Linked DNA regions of Homo sapiens: region 2 is linked to region 1. Evidence: chromatin loops called from intact Hi-C (ENCODE). Cell type or tissue: MCF 10A. All regions are shown on one strand. Links, peaks and the distances in the headings refer to the core of each region. The heading gives the core; the rest is flanking DNA.

Region 1 (2,908 bases), core at 245-2,744:
CAAAGTGCTGCGAACATGTAAAGTGGGTGAGGGATGAAGCAGTGTTCACCAAGGCTTCTGCTGGGCTGGGTGATTGCGTGTTTTTCAGCCATTTATTATTCAGCAAATTTTTGTTGACTATCAAGTATGTGCCAGACACTGTATTAGTGTTTTTGACAAGCTTAAGTGGATAGTGTTTATGAAACTACAGAACATAAACCTTCTAGTTTATCTTCTAGTTCAGGATTTCCCAAATGCCAGCCCCAAGACCTATGCTAAGCTTCTTACATCCAAATACTGGGAAACAGAAAATACAGATCCCGGATTCTGTAGTCTGGGATCTCTCTCTCCTTCACCTCACCTGTGCCTGTGTGCATGTGTAGTTGTGTGGTTTCGGAGCCACTGAGACCCAGAGATGGCAAATGCTCTCAGGGGATAGCATGTCGCATGCCAGGGGCTTCGGGCATGCGCCTATTATCTTTTCCAGAGGGGCAGGGACAGCCCAGCCATGGTCTCAGGACTCCTCCTAAAGGTTTGACCCATAGGAATGTGTCGGCAGATTGCCCAGAATATAGAGTCCGAAGGCCTTCTAATTCTATATTTTGTCACTTAATGGCTCTGTCATTTAGTGCCTGCATAATTTTTAGCAAGTCACTCTCTTTCTGAAGCCTCAATTTCCTCATCTGTAACATGCGGATATTGATGTCTGTCTTGCTGTGGTATCTTCATGTGAGCATACTTTGAAAACTGCAGGCCGGGCGCGGTAGCTCACGCCTGTAATCGCACCACTTTGGGAAGCCTAGGCGGGCGGATCACGAGGTCAGGAGTTCAGGACCAGCCTGGCCTACAAAGTGAAACCCCATCTCTACTAAAAATGCAAAAATTAGCTGGGTGTGGTGGCATGCACCTGTAGTCCCAGCTACTCGGGAGGCTGAGGTGGGAGAATCATTTGAACCCAGGAGGTGGAGGTTGCAGTGAGCCGAGACCACGCCTTTGCACTCTAGCCTGGGTGAAAACTGCAAAGCTCCAATTTTTAACTCCGACGAAAGCCAGAACCAGACTGAGTTTTCAAAGGAGAAACCCTTCAGGCTGAATTTTCTTCCACTTCTTCCAAGTCCAGCTGTATCTAATATTGAAAGATAATCTCCATGGAGGAGCCCCCATCCCGCCCAAAGGTTTCTCATACTCAGTCTTTGGGCGACACCTGCTGGCCATGGCAGGTACTGTGACCTTCTCTAGCTAAACAACTCTGCGGAGAAAACTTGCCCATCTCCTTAGACATTCACAGCCACGCTGCAGGGTCGGTGTTCTGTTCCCACTTCCACAGACCAAAAAGGTGAGACTTGGTCCTCCCAGCTCATGAGAAGTGCGGTGAATCTCTGACTCCAGGTTCTTGGCTCCATCTCATCCCTTCTTGCTCTTAGGCTGGGCGGAGTGGGGAGTCATTTCCTCCCAGGCAGAGGAGATCTCCCACCCCCCAAATCATTCTGAAGTAGGTACTGGGATTTGGGGCAAGGCCAGGGTTGGAGCCTAGGACAGGCCTGGTCAAGAAAGACTCATCCTTGTGTCAACAACCCCACCAGGCAGACCACCACATCCAGTTCCCCATCTGCAGAGCAACTAGACTGATGGCAGGGGCTTCAGCGATAAAAATTCACTCTGAGGAGGCAGAGAGATGCCATTTGGTCAGGCTGTGTGGTGAGGAGCTGGGGACAGGCTACCCGCTGAGCCTGTTGCCTCTGTGCCCACTGTGTGGGGAAGTGGCTAGCCTGAAATCTGGCGTGTGGCTTGGGGGAAGCGGGTGCCCCGGCCAAGGAACTTCTCAGTCAGGAGGCAAAAAGTATTGTGATTGAGAAAGAGGATTTGGCCTCATCCTTGAGAGATGCACACAAAATGATCAATGGATGAAATTATGTAACACAAGAAATTTGCTTCAGAAAAATTCATGGTGATGGGAGGGGAGCATAGATGAAACAAAAAACTGGCCATGAGTCAACTCTTGTAGCATCTGGGAAATGAGTGCATAATAATTCGTTATACTGTTCTCCCCACTTTTGTATATTCTTGAAATTTTCCATGTTCAAACTTTAAAAAATGTAACAGCAGTAACACTACCACCACCACCAAAGTCAATACATAGAATGATGAGTTTGAAATTAGACTGCCTTGAGCATCTGACGCTGCGTGAATTGGACAACTTAGTTAATTTCTCTATGTCTCAGTTTCACTGTCTGTAAAATGGGGATGATAATAATCATACCAGTCTTATAGGGTTGTTTGGAGATTATGCATCTGGAGTAATTAGCATAGTGCTGGGCCCACAGCAAGTGCTCAATTATAATCATTGTTATTAGTAGGAGTCCAGGACTCTGATTATGATTTGCCAAAAGAAGAAGCTACTTTGGCTGATGCAGACAAACAATTAGCCCGCCAGTTCAGCTCAGAGTTTGGACCGATGAGTCTTTGAGGACACAGCTCTGAACTGCCATGTGCCAGATGTGTGGGTGTCTCAGATGGGTAGACACACCATAGAGTCAGGCTTTCCTGAGCCCCTGCAGGGAGGCCTTTTCCCTGCCTCTCTGCATATCCTTCCCATTGCTCAAGCCCAACTCACATCCTACCTTGGTTTTTACTGACCACTCCTTTCTCTGAGCTTAAGCAGCTCTCTTCACAGACTTATCGAACCCCTTGCCCTAGGTGAGACTGTAAAGATCATCCAACCCAGCCACATCATCATAGCTTCATTCGACAAACAGTCATCAAAGACCTGCCTTGGGTACTGAGGATGGAGTGGTGAACAAGGTGGGCAAGAGTCTGAAGGCAACAGGGCCTAGGAGGGAGGTAAACACCACTTAGCTGAGCGCAGGCCAGGCGGTCAGGAGCCCTGGACCTAAGCCCTGACTCTGCCATGTGACCTGGGACGCCCTTC
Region 2 (2,908 bases), core at 165-2,664, 360 kb before region 1:
GCCGGGGTTGGGGAGGCCCTTGAGCAGGAAGGGTCTGGATGGTAAGGCAGTGCAGGTGCGGAGATACGGGCTGGATGCCACACTCACCTGGGAGGCAGGGGCTGCCCCGGGAGACAGTTCATCTGTTTAGACACTTAAAAAAAAAAAAAAAAACCAAGAAGAAAATAATTACCTCATAGGTTGCTGTAGGGTGGAAAGAGGAGTGAAGAGATTAACTTCCAGTCTCTGCAAGAGACAGCATTTGGCAGATGAGCAAATTTTTATAGTCTCTGCAAGATGGGCTAGTTAGAACAGTGGATGACACGAGGCCTGAGGGCCCAGATGTGCCTTGGAGACAGCGGGTGGCCCGCCACTGCTGAGGTTTTGGATCTAAGATCAGAAGCCTCATCCCGTTGATGATCTTTTCCCTTCTGTGAGTTGAAAATCAGGAGACACAGGCCCCAGACCTGGTCTCAAATGGGACAACCAGGAAGATTGTGGGCCCCCCTTGTATGGAGGTTCCTTTAAATGGTACAATTCCCTGCTGGCGGGCCTGCCTGGAGTTGGACCTGCCATATAGTCGGCAAGAGATCGGATGCCTTGGAATGGGGCTCACTTCACCACTCAGCTTCAATGCCTCAACCCAGTCTGGAGCCAGGCAGGCTGGCTTCAGATTCTAGCTTCGCCTCTTACTAGCCGTGAACTTGGGCTCGTCTCTTAACTTCTTTGTGCTCCATCTTCCTCATCCGGAATGTGGGAGCGATAACAGGTTTTGTTAGTATTAAATGAGGTGATGTATGTAGAGTATGTAGACAGTGCCTGGCTCGTTGTAAGCATTTTGTAAGGGTTTGTGGCTGTGATGAAGTCCTTTCTGTGGCCTTGGCCATGCATTCGGGTGCTTTCCCGAAGCAGGAGAGTTAATCAAGAGACCAGAGTTTTGCTCACAGCTCTGACCTTGTTGAGCCATGGTCCCCTCGTCTTTAATGAGGGCCCGGACTGGCGGGAGGTCTGAGGCCAGCACCCTAGAGCTGCTGGGATTCTGGTGAGGCCACAGGCTTACGTGGAGATATTGGATTAGGGGCTAGGAACCATGATTCTGGCCTCAGCTTGTCCCTATTCTCTGTGTGTGGCTCTCATGGCCTTTCCTCACCGGTAAAACAATGGGGCTAGATCTACGGTTTCTGATCTCAGCTCCAGCTGTGGCTCCGGATCCCATGCTCGCTCCGCAGGATGGAACTTGACGTTTGACTCTGTGACCACTAGAGGGCACGCGTGTTCCGCCCGGTACCTTCTGCAGGGCCCCGCTGCAGGGTGGGGAGGGGGAGCCCGCATTGCACCTCTCCGGCTGCCCCCGTCCTGCCGGCCAGAAAAGGCGCCCCCGCACTCCTCTCTACCCTGCCCTCCCCCACGGCAGGGTGCTAGCTCCTTCGAGATGGTGAGGTTCAAGTTCTAATCTGGAGCACTGCCTTGGGCTTGGTGGGGGGCAGAGGCCCGCACAGAGTCCGCCGGGCTTCGCAGAACGCAGACTTTTTGGTCTGGGGAGCCCCTGGGAAGATGATCGACCTTCCAAGGGAAGAGCTAGAGGGATAGGACATTCCTGGGATGGGAGGTAAGCTCAGGACAAGCACTGTCAGTGCCTTCCCTCAGAGCTCTGGGCCTCTGCAGATGAAGATGCTGTTGGCATTTTCTGCACACCTCCTCCTTGGCTGGTGCGCTGCCAGATGCTTTCAGAACGGCGATGAAAGTACAGGAGATGGAATTGGGCTTTGTTCTTCCTGACAGGGGCCCACTCAGCCTCCCCAGTCCTTATTCCCCTAATGAGCACTTAAGCTCACACCTGGAATCCTCGGCCCTGGACTCCTCCTCTAGAAAACGCAGATGGTGACAGCTGTCTCCCAGCTTGGAGAACAGATGAGGTCCCCATGCCTACCCCTCCATCCAGGGCTGCTGCCAGTTCAGAGAATCTCTGGTTCTTAAGTCCTGCCATTTGCCCTGGTCACTCGGGCCAGGGGCGGGGCTGGCAGAAGGGTGCTCCAGGCAGATGTTGATTTCCCTGCAGGCTGCAGGGCGGCTGCTTCTACGGCTTTGTGAAGAAAAAAAAAAAGTTTGAAAAATAGGAGCCCTGCAGGCCTGGGCTGTTCGCCAATTCCTACGGACTGGTTGGAGTGGGGCAGTCTCCAAGGTGCCCTCAGGCCAGGCCAGAGGCTCCCCTAGAAGCCCTTCCTGTTTGCAAGGCAGAACTTGGGGAGAATTGAGGATAATAGCAGCTACCATTTGCTGAATACTTACTGCTTCTTTTCATTATCGAAACAACCCTGGGAGATCGGTGTCACCAACTGCGTTTTACAAAGGAGTAGCCCCCACTCTTCCAGCTTCTGATGCTGGAGCTGGGATTGAACCCAAGTCTAGTCTCATCCCCTTGTCTATGCGATTCCCACATCAGCCTCTATCGGGCTCATCTGGACAGCCTCCCAGCAGCCCCCATACTCCCCAACCCTGCAGGGACCTCCTATCACACTCCAAAGAGGAAACTCCTAATTCCATATCCTAGCCCACAAAGCCTTTGTGAGCTGGTCCCTGCCTAACTCTTGGACCTCAGGTCTCACCATGCACCCCCTCGGTCATTCTGCTCCCTCTGCCTCAGGCACACGAAACTCCTTCCAGCCACTGGGACTTGGCCCCTGGGAGTACACTTGCCTGGGAACTCGACTCGCTCAAAACTTCAACGGGCTCACTCTCTCACTTCAGGTGGGCGCTGCCTGTGTGTCCCCCTCAGAGCAGTCTTCCCTGCCCACCCGACATCAGACAATGCCCCTCTACCTTGCCGAGTGTCTCTACCTACAACTCCATGATTTTTTTCCTTGTTGATGTCTATCCTTCTCCCCAGAATATAAGCTTCATGATGCAGTGACTCTGCCTGTCCTGTTCA

What was found. Peaks named below come from ENCODE experiments on the same cell type or tissue, not always from the same donor. Only the 100,000 strongest peaks of a DNase experiment are listed, where the experiment ranks them.
Region 2: a loop joins it to region 1, with 5 times the contacts of the local background. A loop is called at or near these places in 12 of 110 quality-filtered maps.

The regions. Positions count from the first base shown.
Region 1 is chr11:117,805,943-117,808,850 of GRCh38, reverse strand. It overlaps a transcript of DSCAML1 not described here. Among named protein-coding and RNA genes, the nearest start is that of DSCAML1, 10 kb to the right of the region's middle. In MCF 10A, for the core only: a CTCF peak has its summit at 1,185 (motif pointing left); a DNase peak (open chromatin) is centred at 1,180.
Region 2 is chr11:118,170,138-118,173,045 of GRCh38, reverse strand. All of the region lies in intron 1 of SCN2B (sodium voltage-gated channel beta subunit 2), which reads left to right. Among named protein-coding and RNA genes, the nearest start is that of SCN2B, 5.0 kb to the left of the region's middle. In MCF 10A, for the core only: a CTCF peak has its summit at 1,233 (motif pointing right); a DNase peak (open chromatin) is centred at 1,225.